4 separate regions of the Mus musculus genome follow, and regions 2, 3 and 4 are each linked to region 1. The links are chromatin loops, found by intact Hi-C in ENCODE. Cell type or tissue: heart. All regions are shown on one strand. Region 1 holds the start of Zfp704 (zinc finger protein 704). Region 2 overlaps Pag1 (phosphoprotein associated with glycosphingolipid microdomains 1). Region 3 overlaps Zfp704 (zinc finger protein 704). Region 4 has its middle 15 kb from the start of 4930539M17Rik.

Region 1 (5,000 bases):
GCTTTAAACAACTCTGGTGTGGTCACTGGCTCCACTCAGGAAGGCCGGTGAGAGATGCACAAATCATGGCCCCTGTGTCATGCTTATTTTATCCATTTGTCAGCTGCTGTGACGCAGTGAATTATGTGTAAGAATTCCAAAGTCATGCCCTACTGTGTTCTAGATTAGCACCTGGCACAAAGTAGGTGCTCAATAAGTATCTGTCGAACACATGACATATAGAAATGTAAATTTATTTGTTATGTTCCATTAAAAAAAATCTCTTGGGATACAGTGTCAGGATATCTCTAAGGTGATGAAAAAAAAGAAGATAAATTATACCACAGTATATTCAGCATGTAACTTCTAAGAAGTTGTATGCAATGTACTATAAAATTTGTGAGCAAAGCAATGTGTTAGAAATTTGAAAAAATTTGAATTTATTTGGAGATGTGAAAAATCTCTGCTAATGCTAACAATCACACCCTAGATATTCCTAGTTTAAAGAACAGATTTCTTTCCTACACTGGGCCTACTTGGATTACAGAGCATAACATATTAATCTTTCTGTCTCAACTTGTATAATCACCCCAGACACATTTTGAGTGTGTATGAACAACACTGCTCAGGGGGCACTCTGTCTTATTCAGTGTCACTGATGCTATGGAACTTAATTCAAATCCCGCTATATCCTGTTGCCACACAAAGCGGGCTTTTCAGCAGGCAGCAGTAATGAGTGTGGGCACAGTCCAGATTCCAACAAGCAGCTGTCAAAAACAATCACCTAAATGACCATTTGCTCAAGTCTCACACCGAGAGAGAGCCAGTCATACTTCAGGGTGGTCTAGGAAAGAAACATTCCCACATCTACTGCGGGGCAACGCTAACTGCTGTTTAACTTTTCTTGGTAAATATAATTACAAGCTTCCAGACACTTGAGAGCGGGCACGGAGATATTAAACAAAAACAACAACATCAACCACCTCTATCAAGTTCACTTGTTTACATATATTTTCTTCTGAACACTCCAAGAATTTCTGGTTATCCTGCTATCTTAAGAAACACTGCGCCTTTAATCCCAGCACTCAGGAGGCAGAGGCAGGCGGATTGCTGAGTTCGAGGCCAGCCTGGGCTACAAAGTGAGTTCCAGGACAGCCAGGGCTACACAGAGAAACCCTGTCTCGAAAAAACAGAAAACAGAAAAAAAAAAAAAAAAAAAAAACACTGGCGAAAAAGCAAACACTCTCCATTGCTTGCCACTCGCTGCCCTCAAAACTTCTTAGCAACATACACGGTGCATGAACCTCAACGCAGTTTGTTTTGTCCAATAGCGTGCTTAGAAGCTCAGCCAGACAGTTGTGTAATAATAAACCCTTTATCTTCTGAAGATACAAAAAAACGGAAAGATCGCTCGTTGCGGTAGCGCGGATGAGGACCTGGTGAAATTTTTCAGCTGAAAGTCACATTCATTTTAAATGCTACCCCTCTCTCTCCCCACAACACAAACACCTTCCCCGCCTTCCTCTTTTGTAATCTTAAGGGGGCGGAGGGTAAGTGCTTAGGATGTCCAGTTTAAGGAGGGCGAGGAGAAACACGGGGATGGGGGAGGGGCAAAAAGCTCGCGGAAACCAAGGTCTAGGTTGTTGCTGCACAGGCTCCCAACTCCTTCACAAGTGCCTGTGATGGAACCGACCAACAACTGTTCTCAGGTGAAAGGAGGTGTTGCAGGTTGCTGGCTAGTTTCCAGAAGCTTGAACAAGAGAAGGAAGACTCCTGCCTCCCCAGAGCAGAATAAAATATCAATGCCAGGCCGATCGGGGCTCCGACCTCGTCCAGCTCCCAAGTTCCCCACCCTGCCCAGAGAAGCGCTCCTTCCTTGCCTACCGGCACGCGGGACCACGCATCCGCCCGGCCTCTGAGCACCGACAGGCCGCCGGGCGCCGCTGAGCCGCTGAGCCGCTGAGCCGCAGTTCCGCGCGCTGCCCACCGCCGCCTGACACACCCCTCCCGGCCCGCGCCGCTGCGCTCGGCCTCCCCGGCGCCCCGGCGCCCCGCCGAGCCCGCTGCGCCCCCCACCGATCCCCGGCACCTCGCACGCACCTTCACCGCGCCTCGGGCGGGGCCCTTGGGAAGCGCACGGCCGGGTCCGAGGGGCACGAAGCGCTCCTCAGCGTCCTCGTCGTCCTCGTCGCCGTCCACCACCTCGACAACCACCTCTTCGTCCTCTTCCTCGTCGTCGTCCTCCTCCTCCGCGACCCCTCGGGGCTTCTCCGTTACCCGCCCGCGCGTCCTGCGCCTTCGGCCCGCGCCCTCCTCGTCCTCGTCCTCCTCGCCCAGCAGCAGCAGGACCGGCGACGAGGCGGCGGCAGCGCGCGAGGGGCCGGTCCCGCGCGGCGGCGGCAGCGGCGGCCTCCAGCTTCCCGGTGCGGCGGCCGGGCTGGGGCCGGGGGGCGGGAGCCCCAGAGCGGCGGCCTCGGGGGCGGGAGCGGGCGCAGCGCCCCCGCGGCGGCTGCCCAGGCTGGGGCGCTTGGCCAGGCGCCTGGCCTGCATGCCTGCGCCGGGCTTGCGGGCCGGAGCGCCGGGCTCCTCGCGGGCTGCGGCTGGGCCCGGAGACGCGCGGCTGCGGGGCTTGCGGGGCCGCCTCCCGGGCTGGCCGCCGCTGCTGGCTGGCAGACGCGCGGACGCCGCCTTCGCTGGCCGGGCCCGCGGGGACGCCGGCGGCTACGGCGGGGCGGCGCGCCGGCCGCGGGCGGGGGTGGGTGTGAGCGAGCGCGCTGCTCCCGCTGCCGCTACCTCCGCCTGCGCCTCCCGGGAGCCGCGGGCTGCGCTGCGCTCCATGCGGCCGGCGGCCGGGCCGGCGCGCGCCTCTCCGGGCCCTGCGCCCGCGCGCTCAGGGCCTACCGCGGTGTCCTGGGCGCGAGCTGTTTGTGTCGTGTCTTCACCGCCTCCCCCTCTTCCCCAGTCCTCGCTGCCTTCCTGGTCTCCGTTCAGACAAAACCCGGACTGGATTTTTTTCCCCAGACCCGCGCTCTCTGAAAATCTGCCGGCTTCCCAGCAGTTGGCTGGGACACTGAGGCCACCCTTGCCCCTGGGCCCATGTCTCCCTCTGGTGGGAAAAGCGTAGGTTTAGACGGCAGGAAGGTGTTTGCTTAAGAGATTTGCTCAAGAGTGGTTCTCAGATGGCGACCACTGGTGCTCAAGTGGAGTTCGACCAGGTGTGCCAACCCCAGGTTTGGGGTCAGTTCCCAGCCTGAGTCCTCAGTCATGGAGATTCCTGCAACATTTCCCTGGCCCTCTCTACCAGGTTCCTTTGAGCACCAGGTTGTAGGCCTTGCCTCATGTTCTCAGCTCTGTGCAGGTTTGGCCCTCCTATGTGTTTCTTCCAGTTTCCACCTGAGGTCCTTACCTGGTGATATGATATGGGCCGAATTCCAAAAGTGTTCTTTCTGCTCTTGGTTTGGTCTACTGGCACTGTCCCAGTCTAGAGAAAGCAACACACCAAGTGGTCAAGATTGTTATTTCAGCTTTTTATATATGTAAGCTAGCAGAAGGCCAGTTTGCCATGTTATGAATGACTGCTGCTTTCGGAGGGAGTAAACCAGACATTCTGCATCCAGATCATGCCCCTAAATTCTATAGGTTTTGGCTAGGGCTAGGAGGGCCTTATTCATCAACAATTGAGTAAAAGGGTGTCCACATGGCCCATTGTTCTTGGAGATTGAACATCACGTGGCTTGCTAGACATGTGATGGGGCTCATTAAATGTTTATTTGGGGTACCTTCCAACCGCTAAAGAGGGATGAGGACAAGGATTCTAAAATGAACTTTGTCCTCCCAGAAACTGATCACCCGTCCAGAAAATGCCTGTTTTAAGTAATCACATCCAAAAATAGTGGTGTGTTTTAAAGCCACCTTGTTCTCACTTCCTGTGAGGCACTGGCCCACAGGTCCTGTCCGTCCTTTCTGAAATGCCTTTCCGTCAGCCCTTCCTTTCGAGTCCCAAAGCTCTGCTAACACCTCCCCACAGTGAAATTGGAAGTGCGTACAGTCTGAAGAGGAGGTGTGCACACATGCAGGTGTGCACACATGCACTCCCTGCCCCACTTCAGATACCACCCCAGAATTTATCTCCCTCAAAGTGCATTCAAAACACACCGTTTCTAGTGAACTTTTCATCTGTAAATATCCTGTTCAGGAAATTAGAATGAGCAAACCTTGTTAACTGGAGCATTGTAATTTATGGGTGTGTCTTGGATGTAGCTAGACCCTCCCAGAAGCAAGTGAATTGTTTCCGTGAGCCTAGAAAGAGTAGCCCCAGGCAAGGAGCGAAGCTGCTCTCCTCCAGATTGAAGATAGTGGCTTGGTTGATCTCATGAGATGATTTGGAGAGAGGCAGCTAAGTATATGGGTCTCTGGCAGAGGTGGGCAGGTGGCTCAAGGACCTGTACGAGGGGTGCAGAAGAGATCTTATCGACTGTTTCAACTAACAGCACAGCTGTCATGGTCATCAGAACAGCTGTGATCCTTGCATGCCATCGGGCTGATTGGCTGTCCTTAGGAGGAGTGGGCACAAAGCCTCTCCATGAGACTCAGCCTGTCCCCCAGCCACTTGTATGGAATTTTGCCCGAGTGGCACTTGTCTCTGTCCCAGCAGAGATGCTGGATTACAGAGTGTGGAAGGTTAACTGAAGGGGAGACACCCCCCCCCCCAATCTCTGCAGCTGTGGGTAAATCATTCATGCTGGGTAAGACTTTCTGGTGGCACAACTGCTTTGGGCTCACCCATGTTCTTGTAAGTCCTCCTTCATGTTTCGAAGTAAGCCCAATAAAGTCACTGCTCCCTAAGGGGTTTAGTGGGACTGTGTTCATCATCTATGTCATGACAAAACTTCTCCTGGGGAGAGAAAACACACCTATCAACTTACCCCAGATAGGGAAGCCATGACACACTAAAGTTTGGATGCCATCAAAGTCCATCTTGGTGAACTTGGTGAATGAGTGTTACTGGATCACTTACAGGA
Region 2 (5,000 bases), 100 kb after region 1:
TGTCTGTCTACACGCCCACAGACTGCTGCCCACTTAGAGTGTGGCTTCACTTTCAAGGAGGAGCTTTCACTGAGCTGATATTGGGTACCCAGCAAATTCACCTTCAGAGGAAAGGCTTGTGCTGAGGACACGACCTTAGCAGAGGGCAAGACCAATGTGTAAGGAACCACAGAGCAGGCATAAGACCCGCACTTAGTTCCCAGCCGCCACTGACTGCTCTCGCAGTTACTGCTCCCCGCTCCAGGGGAAGCACTGACCACCTCCACTTGGACCCGGTCTCCACGCAGCCATGTTCTCCTCCACGTGGACCATCCCTCTGTTCCCGCCATCATGCTGCTGACAGTGCTCAGGCTAGTGCTCCTTATTTGTTATTTTGTAATTTGTAAACACTGTCAAATATTTCCATATTAGAGACATACGGAGAATAGAGGAGCATACCAGGCTAACATTAGCTGTGGTAAGAGAGGCCTTATTTAAACTACACCCATTTGGTTAGCTCCAGAACATTCTAATTAAGAGGAACAGCCTGAAGTTTATGCTCAAGCAAGCAGAAAAGGAAGAAAACATGACTTCTGTGTTAGGCTAATGAATCATAACTAAATTTTTCTTGCAGAAAGACCACGAATTTTTACATTTTCACTTGGTTCAGTGATATTACTGTAGTAACGTGGCCGTCTGAGAGTGCGCACGTGCTGGCACCTGTAGGGCATCTCAGCGACAAACCAGATGTAACCAAAGAGGGTAAGTCGAAGCCACTGCAACAGAGGCAGAATGCTCTATTAAACATCTACCTGCAAATTCAAGGAAGCCCATAGCCGAGGTAGAGTACAGCCGAGGAGACCCGACCGCCCTGTCTGCCAGTGCGCATGGATACCCCTCTAACGCTATAATGCTTTGGGGTTTCTTGGGTAATATGGAACTTCCCCTGGTTATATATTATGTCTGCAAACACAACAGGGTCAGTGTGACACACAGACAAATTGCTTCTGCATGGGTAAGTAACCACCACATTTCAGGAGACAAAGAACAATTCACTTTAAACCGTGCCCGCAGTGACAGGTTTCTAAAATACACATGGGAGAGCATTTAAGTCACAGTGACCTCTGATATAATTTTGTGTAGCTGCAAATCATGAAACACTTTCAGAAACACAGACAAAGGATCCATCTCTTGTACACACACAGTTTTGTTTCTTCATCCACACCCTGATTAATCAATGTGATTTATAAAGAGCAAACTTTGTAGATGATAGCTGCTGTGGAATTGCTCGGGGCAGAGCAGCGGGTGCACCAGGAGCCTGCACGCAGGGCTCTCCAGGGCTCCCTCCACTTCTGAACGCGTCTCATCTTTCCTCTTTCTTGTTCTCTTAACAGGAGGCGGCTGCTGGAATAGGTGAAGTGTGGGGGGTACCAGCCTAGCATGACAGTCCAGGGAGGGAGGATGAAAGGGGGACACTCAGAGCTACTGAATAAAAGATGGAACTTACAGCTTACCCCCTTCAATTAGAACTTCATGAAAAGCCACTGAAAGAAATCCTCCCCAGCTCTTGCCCTGTACAAAAATCTCATAATGAGAAGAGTAATTGTCTGGTTCACTTCGGGGAGCCAGGGTAAAACCTCAGGCTCAGCCACAGACGGCTTCCACCCCAGTGCCCCACTGCTACTTGACTGGAGGACTGAGGCTACAGCAGGGGCGGAGGAGAGACAGGAGACAAAACGGTCTCCAGAGGAGCGTGGCATCAGGGTATGTGTACAGTCACACCTCTCACCTCCAGAGTGGACTATTCCTGTTCTAGAGATCTTACACTCTTTTTTCTCCACCTCTTTCTGGATCTGCCTCCATAATTCTGCCACCAACACCTCACGTGGATACTGCCTTGAATTTTCCCAGGCTCCTTTACAACCCAGCTTCTTTACAACTTCCTGCCCACTTGTGTAGATACACTGCTTGCCCAGTAGGTGGCGATGCAATGTACCCTCCCTGTGTGAACGCACTCCCATTCATGTGTATGGTGTGACTTTTGTGCTCTTCGCCTTCTTGGCAGGGATGGGAGTGTGGTCCTTACGTAGGGTGCATGTTACATTTCTGGAAAAGACTCGTCGTGAATAACTGATTTTGTAGGTCAGTCATGGTGGCACATGCCTTTAGTCTCAGCACTTGGGAGGCATAGGTAATCTATGGCATAGGTAATCTATGGATCTCTGTGAGTTTGAGGCCAGCCTGGTCTACAGAGTGAGTCCCATGACAGCTAGGACTACAAAGATAGATCCTGTCACAAACAAACAAACAAACAAACAAACAAACAACCTTACTAAAAACAAAGAGCAGCCGATTTTGGGACTGCATATATAAATATTTTTTTAATAAAAAATCTTTAAAAATTTATTCCTCTCTCCACCTTGACCACTTTCCTCTCCTTCCTGTCCTCCTAGCTCTTCTCCCTTCCCTTCCCCCTCCCCATCCACTCCTCCTTTTCCCTTCAGACAAGGTCAGGCCTGCAATCTGGTATGAACTAAACATCCATATGAAAGTCGCAGTCATACTATGATAAACCCTCCTATCAAGGCTGGATGAGTTGACCCAGCAGGAGGAAAGGGCCCCACAAGGAGGTAAAAGATCAGAGGCAGCCCCTGCCCCCACTGCAAGGAGTCCCACAAGAACATCAAGCTACACAACCATAACATAAATGCAGAGGGCCTAGGTCAGACCCATGCAGGCTTTCTGATTGTCAGTTCATGCTCTGTGAGCCCTGATGAGTCCAGGTTAATCAATTCTGTGGATTTTCTTATGATGCCCATGACTCCTCTGGCTCCCACAATCCTTCCGTACCCCCTTCCACAGGATTTCTAGAGCCCCACCTAGTGTTTGACTGTGGGTCTCTGCATGCTTCCACCAGCTGCTGCCGAAGCCTTTCTGATGGCGATTATGCCGGGCTCCTGTCTATGAGATTCAGGAATCATTTCACTGACTTGATTTTTGTGAGGGGACCTGTAATGTTTGGTTCTATCCTAAGTCTCTGGCTATCTAGCTTCTGGTTCCTGGCCCTCTGGGCAGTGCCAGGGTTAGGCTTCCTGTCATTGCATGGATCTCAGGCTGGACCAGTCACAGGTTGGACACTTCCACAATTTCTCTGTGCCACTCCAGCGCATCTTGTAGGCAGGACAAATTGTAAGTCGAAGGCTTTGTGGCTGGGTTATGTCTCAATCCCTCCACTTGTCTTGTCTGGTTATAGGAGACTATTGTTCCAGGCCATCTCTCCCACTACTAGGAGTCTTTACTAGGGTTGTTCTTGTAGATTCCTGGGCGCTTCCATTGTCCTGGGTTTCTAGCTCACCCCTGAGATGATCTGACTCAGGGCAAAGGAGTCCCGCTGACCGTTACTGACCTCAAGTGACACTATGACACCTGTGGATCACACCAAGCTGAGCTCCAGAAGGTGGTAGTGTTAACACAGCTAGAGAGCAGTGAACAGTTGTGCACAAGGTCTTTTTGCTTTATAGTGTGCTTCATTATTGGATACACTGGCTGATTCCAATCAAGTTGCAGACAGTCATGAATAAAAATACATTGCAGTCCTGAAAAGGGGCAGTGGAGTTTCCCGCCCCTCTTAAGCATGGCAATTCTGATGACTCGGGCACACAACTCCTTGACTCAGGTGGGTACTTCAGGTTATAAACTTGTGCTGAAATTCATTCTGCTACTTACTTTTTTTATGTACCATGTGCTGGTCTTGAATTGGCTAAATAGCCAAGGAGGGCCTTGAACTCCTGTTTCTACCACCCCTGCCTGCAGAGTGTTGGGATTAGCAAGATAGATAGATATTTTGTGCTGAAAACTCCACAATCTATTATCATCCTGTCAAATATACAGATTTGATGATTTCACTGATCAGTAAATGATTTCAATCATTAGTAAAAACTATTGGCCTTTTATCTTTAAAGCAGGTATTTTAAGCCACAAGGTGGCAGCCTAACCCTAGTTTCAGTCCCAGTGAACAGGCCTGAGCAGCATGGAGAGGTCCTGAATAATTGTGGTTGGTCATGTTTGGTGTTTAATTCTTCATTAGCTTGGACTATCAGCCACCCAAATCAATTCCAAGAGGACGGAAAGCAAATACCAGCAAGAAGAACAAAAGGGGCAGAGCAGGGCAGCTGTTCACTTTTCTAGCAGACGCTCTAAGCAGGTAGGTGCTCAGATCACAGCCTGCCCTATAATAACACTTCACAGGGCTGGGGTGGCCCGCAGATTAGATTATCTAGGGAGGCGAACACTTGCAGCCCCTTTGAAGCAGGTTCAGGTCAGTAATGATAGTTATTATGGCTTCACAGCTGTCCTGTGGACCTGTAATTAAGGATGACAGAAACCATCTTGGTTTATGACCCCTCTCCTAAGGGACCAGGGAGGGCAGAGTTGCCAGCCCCATGGGAATGGCTCCTGCTGTCAGTACCAGGTATGCAAACTGTGTATGGGTTACAAATGAACCAACCAGACAAGTTAACAGTCAGGAGGAGCAAAATTCTCTGGTAAATCCCTGCCCTATGTAAAATGATGGATGTGTGGGCCAGGGGATGAACCCCAGGACAGCCCTTTCATGCCCTCTGTCCTAACTTCACTTCTGTCACTGTGGTAAGATATCACGATGATGATGACGATGACTATGACCACCAGCACCTGCACCCGCACCCGCACTGGCACCGGCACCTGCACTGGCACCCACACCCGCACCGGCACCGGCACCGGCACTAGCACCAGCACCAGCACCAGCTAGTGCTAGGCAGGGAGGGGAACGTCTTCTTTAAGTGCTTTTCCTCATTTTGATTTAGTGTGGATTTGGGGGTGGCGGGGGGGGGGGTGAGGAGAAGAGGAGGACAAGAGAAGAGAGAAGGTTTGTTATTTCTAGCAGCCTGTGCTGCACATACTCCAGACAGAGCTGGGATTCACTGAGCATCTGGGTCAAGGTGACGTAGCCTGTGATCAGAGGGTGGCAGAGGAAGAGGCTT
Region 3 (5,000 bases), 110 kb before region 1:
AAATTAAATTAAGTGTTTACACTTAAACAAAGATAACTCTTGGCAATGACATAGTAATCATTTTTTCTAGAAAAAGTTCCAAAATTGTGATTTTTCAATCTGTAAGTGTAAGATAAAAATAAGTTAACAAATATACCAAGAAACAAGTCAATGAATTATCATCTTGTTTATATAAAATCTGTTGATTTAAATAAGATTTTAAACTTATGTTCGTACAAAAAGAACATTAAATACCAGCCGTCTAAAGTATAGATATAAAACTACTGGTTAAAAATGAACATCATTATTGCTTATTCAAGCTTTTTGCTTTAAAACAATCATTCAAATAAGCAATGACAAAAGCAAATTAGCAATTTTATATAAATAAAAGCATATTTTAATCAGTTTGACAATCAGCTCTGAAAAAAACAAAAATTCAAATGATAAAAGTTTAAGCACCGAGGAATATTTTCTGTGATTATTTTGAAAAAAGTCATTAAAAGACAGTTCGAGCAACTGGAAATGTTTGAAGATGGAAGAAAACAGTAGATAATAATTTGACCCCATTTTAGTATCTGTGGAGTTATTGGATGATAGTAGGAACCCATTTCAATGGCTTATCATAAAAGGTGACAGTGTAGATTCATTTCGGTGCTAGAGAATCATCAGAACAGAAAATACTGAGCAGGCAATGGTAGTCCACACCTTCAATCTCGGCACTCGGGGGTGCGGAGGGCAGAGGGCAGAGGCAAAGACAGGAGGATTTCTGTAAGTTTGAGGCCAGCCTGGTATACAAGGGAGCTCTGGGACAGCCAGGGCTAAACAGAGAAACCCTGTCTTGGAAAAGTACAGAAATAAAAATGAAAGCAAAACAAAACAAAAAAACCAAAAACTAGGCACCTATTCCAGTGCAGGGGGGATCATCACAGCCGTGGCTAAGCCTGCTTTTCCTTTGGTAGAACACACTCAAGTATTATGAGAACAATGATATAATGTCTGGAATCTGCTCTTAAAATACTGCACTTAAAAAAGGGAAGCAGATGAAAATCTGCCAGAAGCTGCTGCTGCTGCTGCAGAGGGACGGTAGGTGTGGGAGTTCCCTCTGCGGCTACTCAACATTTCCACGAAATCTAAAACAAAACAGACTTTTTTATGGGGAGGGGGAACTGTTGTTACAGGAGACACTGTCAGGAGAGGAACCAGAAAGCTCTATCAGAAAGGCTGGCTTCTGAATGACCCTGTGTGCCACAGAATGATATGACGCCATCCTAAACATTCAACATTATGTGTAAATAATTTTCTCAGAAATATACAATATGACAGCTTTACACACTCCTTTTAATGCCCTCCCCCACCCGCCCCCAGCAGTTGAGAATATGGGTATTGGATTAATGAGCACTGGTTGCTTCAGGACAGGGTGTGGGCCGGGCACCATGCTCAGTGACAGCCACCCAGTCTTCACTTCCTGCTCAGTCACCTCCAGATCTAGGCTTGGCTGCATTACCCTACTTTATAGATAGAGAAACTAAGGTCTGCAGAGGTGACAGTTTCCATGGTCACATAGAGTACCTGCTCCCATGGTGACCTACACTGCTGACATGTAGGACGACTGGCGCATAAATCAAGGTCACCGCAGTGTACAATGGGAAAAGTGTAGGAAGCTGCTTGGCTGTCACTGCCACAGCCATGGGGCTCAGGGTCAGGTCTGTGCGGGCTCAGTTCCAGCACTGAACTCGGTCACAGATTCAGCCATTATTTAAGTAGAAGAGGGACAGACTGCTCCTAGAGCAAGCAGAGGCAGAGAGAACCAACACCATTGTCCTCTCACTGACGACAGTTCTACAAACTGCTTAGTTCTTTCCTTTATAAGACCATCAATGAGAGGAGTGAGTGGCCCTTTGTCCTGCGAAGGCTCTATACCCCAATATAGGGGAATGCCAGGACCAGGAACCGAGTGGGTGGGTTGGGGAGAAGGGGGAGGGGGGAACGGGATTTTCAGAGGGGAAACTAGGAAAGGGGATAACATTTGAAATGTAAATAAAGAAAATATCTAATTAAAAAAAAAAGCCCATGCAGTTCTATTTTCCTTTTTGAGTGCTTTCTGAAGCCTGGTTATCTTTGGCAGGAGTTCACCTTGGGTCTTAAATAATTCATCCTTCAGTGTCTCTTTGGCACAGCAGGCAGGGGTGGTGTAGGGGAGGGTAGGGGAGGGAGGGTGAGCAAGCCTGTAAGAGGAGCATCACAAGTCAGGAGCTGGCACAGCTGCAGCCCCGAGAGGCCCCGCCTGGATGAGCTCATCCCTTGGCGGCACAGATTAGGATGACATCATGTTTCTGGAGGGCTCTCTAGCCTACTGCAGCTGCGCACAGCGTGCTTGCTTTTCCTGAGCACAGGAAAAATTAGCACCAGTATTTCTAGCTGTTCCTAAGGAAATGGCATTTTATTTCAGTGTGCTGTGGGATGCATAATACATCGCCTGCCTTACTATCAGCTCCCAGCCTATCAGTAAGCAACTCACAAATGCTGTACTTACAGGCTAAAAAGTCCAAGTACAGTGTTCTTCAAAGACTTTTATGCCAAGAGTATAAAACATTACCACACCATAGTATCAAGAACCAGTACTGATCATTATTTACGTACATCTCCTCTGTGTGGGGACAGGGGTCTCTGTGAACCCAATGCCGGCTTCAAACTTTCTATGTGGCAGCAGATGACCTTGAAATCCTCCTGCCTCCACCTCTTTAGTGTTCCCAGTTTCTAGTGTTCTGGGGACGGAAGTCGTCCATGGCGCTCATGTAGCATTTGCTTTAAGCTGGGAGCTGTGCGAAATGCTAAACATCTATTATCTAACTTAATCCTTTGCTTAGGCAAAGAAGGAGAACGGGCCTTTCCATACCTGTCCATACCTTACAGACGGGACACTGTAGCACGGGCCTTTCCATAACTGCCCATACCTTACAGACGGGACACTGTAGCACGGGCCTTTCCATAACTGCCCATACCTTACAGACGGGACACTGTAGCACGGGCCTTTCCATACCTGCCCATACCTTACAGATGGGACACTGTAGCACGGGCCTTTCCATACCTGCCCATACCTTACAGACGGGACACTGTAGCACGGGCCTTTCCATACCTGCCCATACCTTACAGACGGGACACTGTAGCACGGGCCTTTCCATACCTGCCCATACCTTACAGACAGGACACTGTAGCACGGGTCTTTCCATACCTGCCCATACCTTACAGACGGGACACTGTAGCACGGGTCTTTCCATAACTGCCCATACCTTACAGACGGGACACTGTAGCACGGGTCTTTCCATACCTGCCCATACCTTACAGACGGGACACTGTAGCACGGGCCTTTCCATACCTGCCCATACCTTACAGACGGGACACTGTAGCACGGGCCTTTCCATAACTGCCCATACCTTACAGACAGGACACTGTAGCACGGGTCTTTCCATACCTGCCCATACCTTACAGACGGGACACTGTAGCACGGGTCTTTCCATAACTGCCCATACCTTACAGACGGGACACTGTAGCACGGGTCTTTCCATACCTGCCCATACCTTACAGACGGGACACTGTAGCACGGGCCTTTCCATACCTGCCCATACCTTACAGACGGGACACTGTAGCACGGGCCTTTCCATAACTGCCCATACCTTACAGACAGGACACTGTAGCACGGGTCTTTCCATACCTGCCCATACCTTACAGACGGGACACTGTAGCACGGGCCTTTCCATACCTGCCCATACCTTACAGACGGGACACTGTAGCACGGGCCTTTCCATAACTGCCCATACCTTACAGACAGGACACTGTAGCACGGGTCTTTCCATACCTGCCCATACCTTACAGACGGGACACTGTAGCACGGGCCTTTCCATACCTGCCCATACCTTACAGACGGGACACTGTAGCACGGGTCTTTCCATACCTGCCCATATCTTACAGACGGGACACTGTAGCGCGGGCCTTTCCATACCTGCCCATACCTTACAGACGGGACACTAGCACAAAGCCAGTCTCCCTTGCTGACAGCTCACAGCTGTGGACCAGTATATCACAGTCTTCTGTGGGCCACATGGCTCTGTTTATTGACAACCCAAATAACAGGAATGAAGCTAGATATAGTGGCATTTGTCAGTTATTCCAACATTGGAGGAGCTTGAGGCAGGAGCATTGCTTCAAATTGGAGGCCATCTTGGCTATAGAGTAAGAAGATCCTGTCTCACAAATAAAATACAAAAAAGAGCCATCTGATCATGAAAGTGAGAACACTTTGCGCCTGGTGTGTCTCCCCGTGCCAGGGAGAATGGGTGCGTAAGGGTGAGAGCACAGTTCCTAAGGCTGACTATGAGCCAGGGATGCTGTACGCTGCAACCATTTGACAGGATAAATGTAGTTACCAATTACCCTAGCTTACAGACAGAATCAACCAAGCTGAGCATGGTGGTATACAGTTTTAACTCCACTATTGGGAGTCAGAGGCAGGTGGATCTCTTTGAGTTCCATATCAGAACAGAATACATAGTGGGACCTTGTCTTAAAACAAAACAAAAATCAAAGAAGTAACTGCCTAAAAGGCCCAGGCTGCCTGGGGAGTCCGGTCTGCCCCCAAGGCAGCTTATCTCTGAAGCAGCTTGCTGTGGTAAAGTATGCAGAGCTTTGGGAAACAACAGGTCTGGAGTTGTCATGTTTCTAAGTTTAGGGTATTTTTTTTCTTTTGATACTGGGCAATGAACTGAGGGTTCTACAAATACCAGACAAATGTTATGTTAGTGACCTATATCCTCAGCCCTGGTTTTTTGAAACAGCATCTCACTATTTAGCTGAACTTTGCCTCCAGATCCACCCCATGGCTGATACAGGCATGTGCCACTATACCTGCTTAGCCCTATGACTACTTTATAATGTTGGAGATGGTATTAATCATCTGGAATCTCAGCGTTCTCATCAAAGAAGTAGAAATAACAAAGGGATACAGACATTAGTCAATGAGAGCA
Region 4 (5,000 bases), 530 kb before region 1:
GTGACCCATCCAATAGCTGACTGTGAGCATCCACTTCTGTGTTTGCTAGGCCCTGGCATAGTCTCACAAGAGACAGCTATATCAGTGTCCTGTCAGCAAAATCTTGCTAGTGTATGCAATGGTGTCAGTGTTTAGAGGTTGATTATGGGATGGATCCCTGGATATGACAGTCTCTAGATGGTCCATCCTTTTGTCTCAGCTCCAAACTTTGTCTCTGTAACTCCTTCCATGGGTGTTTTGTTCCCAATTCTAAGAAGGGGCAAAGTGTCCACACGTTGGTCTTCGTTCTTGAGTTTCATGTGTTTCATAAATTGTATCTTATATCTTGGGTATTCTAAGTTTCTGGGCTAATATCCACTTATCAGTGAGTACATATTATTTGAGTTCTTTTGTGATTGGGTTACCTCACTCAGGATGATGCCCTCCAGGTCCATCCATTTGCCTAGGAATTTCATAAATTCATTCTTTTTAATAGCTGAGTAGTACTCCATTGTGTAGATGTACCACATTTTCTGTATCCATTCCACTGTTGAGGGGCATCTGGGTTCTTTCCAGCTTCTGGCTATTATAAATAAGGCTGCTATGAACATAGTGGAGCATGTGTCTTTCTTACCAGTTGGAGAAAACAACTCTTAAAACATAAGAGGTTTTCCTTCTATAATGATTTCAAAATATTTAATTTTTAAAAATTAATCAGAATTATAATACTTATGCTATGGTATACTAATGGTAGTCTCCTTAAGTTAGAGTTACTTACTGTAATCAGTGTCTCCTTTCCCTTCCTCCCCTCAACCCCACAGGTCGGTGTCTTTCAAATGCATCCCTGTTTTTATTTTTCATATGTGTGTGTGTGTGTGTGTGTGTGTGTGTGTGTATGTAGAGATACTTACATGCTCGAGTGTGTCATTAATGTATCTATCGGTGGTGGGGACCAAGCTCCACAATTACGCATTTTTCAGTACTAGCCTTTGTCTGTTGAGGATTTGTTTTATTATTTTTAGTTATGTGTGTATATGTTTGTGTCTGTGTGAGCACTGCCCCTCTGGCCTCCTGGGCAGCGTCAGGTAGCGGCAAGAGATAGGCTTCGGATCAGAAAGGAAGAAAACCAAATCCTTACTAGTGGCTTCGGAATGCAGCTCGGTAGAAGAACACTTGCTTTGTGTGCGTGAAGCCCTGGGTTTCATAGTCAGGACCCACTCATTCACCCAGTTCCATCCCATCCGTAGCTGACTGGCCGGGCAGTGGTGGCGCACGCCTTTAATCCCAGCACTTGGGAGGCAGAGACAGGTGGATTTCTGAGTTCGAGGCCAGCCTGGTCTACAGAGTGAGTTCCAGGACAGCCAGGGCTACAGAGAAATTCTGTCTTGAAAAACCAAAACAAAAAAGAAAAACAAACCAGCTGACTGACCACTCACAGCTGCAGTTGACATCAACCGACTCCAGGCCCGACTCTTCTTGGAGTCTGCAGAGGGGAAGTGGACTCTCTTCCCAGGTCGTTGATAGCTTCAAATGATGTCCCGTTTCCCCCTGGGCTTTCTTCCTAGCATTTATCACTGTCTGAAATCCTTCAAATACTTGTTTACTTTCTGTAAGTGTTCCTCCTTCTCCTCCTCCTAGGAGCAGGAGCCTGGATGACTGCCTTTGGTCGGGTCATTTCTTCCATTGTCCAGGGGCACGCCTGCATGGAGAAATGGGTCAGTAAAGTCTTACCGGATGAATAAAGATGAAATGGATGCCTATGTGAGGCATGTGACATAGGCTCAGCAACAGAGGGTTTTATGGAAGTAAGTTGGACCAGGCTGTGCCATTCACCTGGGTCCTGTTGTAGCTAAGATCTTTCCTAGATTCTTCACTACTCTCCAAGAAGGCATCCTGAGGGACTACCACCAGAGGGTATGGATGAGAACTTAGCTTTGGGTCCAAGGCCCAGTTCTGGAGCAGTTCTGACAGTTGCTCAGTAGGGGGCACTCTCTGCCAGAACACCATCCGTATTCCAGGTAAGTCACTGGAGGCAGTGTGACCACGCTGGCTGCCTGACAGCCTGCCTTCCCCTTTCCATGCACAGCATCCATTTCTTACCTCTGTTAGCACTTTAACCAATGCTCTACTCCATTGAATTTGTGGAAGATGTCTTGACGCTTCTCCTAAAATAATCAGGTGAGGGAAGGAATGCTAGTTTATGTATTTTGAAGTCTAACTTTGATTGTCATTTGAAACTCCATTCACGCAATACTTCTCCAAGCTTTGACCATGGGTCACCATATTTCTTAGCAAAGGGAAGAAGATGGGTTGGGCACAGGGTGGGAGCCATGTTCTGAAACGTGGGTTCATTGGCAGAGCTTCTTCACATCTCAGCATCCTAAGTCGTCTTCTGTAAAATGGGGAGGCAAGAAAGCAACCCACACGTGCTTCAAGGACTAGATACATTCTAGCTTCTAGACTATGGCAACAGAGTTTATTAAATAAATACACACTATCTAATACATTGCTAGGTCCTGCTTGACTCTGTAAGAGACATGTTAGAATCTTTTTTTTAAAACTGTGTCAAAAAAAACCTTGTCTTTTTTAATTTTATTTTTAGATTTTACTTTATGTGTATGTGTGACTGTATACAACGGGTGTGTGGGTGCCAGAGGATGGAATCCCTGGAAGTAGAATTACAGGCTGCTGTCAGCATCCAGTGTGGATGCTGGGAACCAATTTCAGGTCTCCTGGAAGAATAGCAGTAAGCACCCTTACAGAGGGCTGTCTCGTGTGTGTGTGTGTGTGTGTGTGTGTGTGTGTGTGTGTAGACAGTGTCTCACTATGTAGTCCCTTGGTGGCCTAAAACATGCTAACCTCAGACTTGTGGTGATCATCCTGCCTCAGCTGCCTAGGTGCCTGTTATCATTATGCCCTCAAAATTCTTTTAATATAGCCAGCTGTGGTGGACCACACCTATTTCAGCAATGAAGAGGAAGAGGCTGGGAGGATTTCAAATGTCAGCTCACAAGAGACTAACTCAGAAAACAGAACAAATCTTTGATTAAAAAATTACAGTAAGGACAAAGGAGTGTAGTTCAGTGGTCAAATACCTGGGTTCCTTTCCTTTGCTTATCTGTCCATTTAACAAGGGAGTTGTTTGCTGGTCCAGCCCCTTGAGTTGGGCAGTGCTGTTCTCCACATTGTAAGTGAAGCAATCACAGGAGTATGTGTGCGTGTGTGCGTGTGTGTGCGCGCGCGCGCGCGCACACACACACACACACATACACAGGGGTGGGGGTGGGGAGAGAGAGAGAGAGAGAACACCAAAAGATCTGCTTGTATTTTTAGAAGAGTGGTATTAGCTGTATTTGTTTTTCTATTTTTAATTGTTATATTTTTATGATTGGGATTCAGCCCAAGCCAAAGGTGTGCATGGAAAGCCCGTGGGTGTTAGGGACTTGTGTAACCTCCAATAAACACCTAGCCGCACTGTGGTACTGCTCCTGGCCCCCAGGGGTCTGTTGAGTCCCATCCAGCCTGCCTTCCCTCAGGGGGATGAAGGAGGCTGCTCCTTTACAAACCATGCTCTGTATTGGTAAAAAACAAAAAACCAAAACCAAACCAACCAAACAAACAAAACCAAGAGACCCCAACAACTGCCCATTCTAGAGGTTCCTGGGCAGGTTTGGCTCTTCCTGGCCTGGTACTTGGCAGAATAAGAAGGGTCCTAAGGTACAAACTATATTACTTTCCTCAGCCATCTGACTTCTTGAAGAAGGGAGCTATGGCTTAGGCTCCGTGTGGACAGCTATGCCACCTGGACGGAGGATGACATGGGGACCGTTTACCTTGCCGGCCCACATGCCTGGGAGTGTGCAAGTTTAAAGGTGCTGCTTTATGGAACACTGTATGGAGCACAAGTCAAAGCCTCTGGGGTCTAACCGTCCAGGCTGTCTGAGCAGGGCAGGGTAATAAGTGAAGACGGAGATGCCTGGTGGGACAGTGTTAAGCACACACCTTTATGAAACTGGCTTTTTGTTATCACCCCCATGGAGCAGCACCTGGCTCTTGGAGGAAAGAGACCATCTTTGTTGAGGACATGTTCCTGGCAGATGCCCCCTCTGCCCTAGCCCCCACCCCACACTGTCCCCTCATTCTCGGCCTTCTTTCCTCCCTCCCCACCCTCCCCTGACTCCCTGCTCTCTGATCGAAAACCTTCAAGATAACATACCACAGACCCACAGAGATGAAAAGGAGTGATAGGGCTGAGCCATAAACCTGATGCATCAGGTTGACCCCTGAGCGGAATCTCTGGAGTGTCATTGAGTGGAGGACCAGAGGGGGTCATGCATGGCCTTTATCAGGGCGTGGCATATAACAGATAACTAAGAATCACATAGGGACAAAATGAGTTGAGGTCTTTTGTTAGGAGGGTGGGGTGGGGTGACGTCCTTCCTACTCCCTACCTGCCTCCACCCCAGCTGAGATCTTATCAGGGGAGGGGGTACAGAGACGCCATAGAAATGGAATTTTCCAGAGAGTCTTTCCATTCCTTTACGAAGCAGACCAAGTTGCTTTTTAGTTTACATAATACAGATAATCCCATCAGAAGAAATTCTGCCCCCCAGCTGTCCCCCAGAGGAGAAACAGAGCAGAACCTACTGAAATGTCTAGGTCTTGGTTCAAGTGTGATGAGTCTGCTTTGGAGACCTCTCTGCCCGTGGGGTCACAGTGGCAGGCTGACAGGGTCATGGCTTTTCTACAAGCTTCGGCAGTTCCCTGCCCGTCTGCCCCTCTATACTGCAGCTGTGGTTTCTCAGCACGGCAGCAGGTGGGCTATGCTGGGCATGCTCCTGTGCTGGGGCTGCGGGGGCTGAGGCAGGAGGATCACTGAGAGTTTAAGGCTAACCTAAGCTAAGTATCTCTATCCTGTGTCAGATTTCCCTCTCCCCCTCTTCCCTCCTCCCTCTCCATTTATCCACCCCCCCCCCCCCCATACACATAACACAAATCGGAGGCTATGTATTTCCATTCTG

Evidence for each region. A loop is a pair of places that touch in the nucleus more often than their neighbours do. Peaks named below come from ENCODE experiments on the same cell type or tissue, not always from the same donor. Only the 100,000 strongest peaks of a DNase experiment are listed, where the experiment ranks them.
Region 2: a loop joins it to region 1, with 3 times the contacts of the local background. A loop is called at or near these places in 12 of 42 quality-filtered maps.
Region 3: it touches region 1 in a loop (4-fold over the local background); 7 of 42 quality-filtered maps call a loop at or near these places.
Region 4: it touches region 1 in a loop (5-fold over the local background); 3 of 42 quality-filtered maps call a loop at or near these places.

What each region holds. Positions count from the first base shown.
Region 1 is chr3:9,607,191-9,612,190 of GRCm38, forward strand. It overlaps Zfp704 (zinc finger protein 704), which reads right to left and starts at 2,895. Exons shown (of 9, transcript NM_133218.2): 1 at 2,080-2,895. The coding sequence starts at 2,529. In heart, a CTCF peak has its summit at 3,091 (motif pointing left); DNase peaks (open chromatin) are centred at 1,381, 1,941, 2,281 and 2,921; H3K4me3 peaks cover 2,723 bases; H3K27ac peaks cover 2,187 bases.
Region 2 is chr3:9,707,152-9,712,151 of GRCm38, forward strand. The region is part of intron 3 of Pag1 (phosphoprotein associated with glycosphingolipid microdomains 1); the gene reads right to left. Among named protein-coding and RNA genes, the nearest start is that of Gm33169, 47 kb to the left of the region's middle. In heart, CTCF peaks have their summits at 1,950 (motif pointing right) and 3,955 (motif pointing right); no DNase peak of the experiment used is centred here.
Region 3 is chr3:9,498,624-9,503,623 of GRCm38, forward strand. All of the region lies in intron 2 of Zfp704 (zinc finger protein 704), which reads right to left. Among named protein-coding and RNA genes, the nearest start is that of C030034L19Rik, 98 kb to the left of the region's middle. In heart, no CTCF peak of the experiment used is centred here; DNase peaks (open chromatin) are centred at 1,658 and 2,288; H3K27ac peaks cover 1,860 bases.
Region 4 is chr3:9,074,941-9,079,940 of GRCm38, forward strand. No RefSeq gene overlaps it. Among named protein-coding and RNA genes, the nearest start is that of 4930539M17Rik, 15 kb to the left of the region's middle. In heart, a CTCF peak has its summit at 1,948 (motif pointing right); a DNase peak (open chromatin) is centred at 1,961.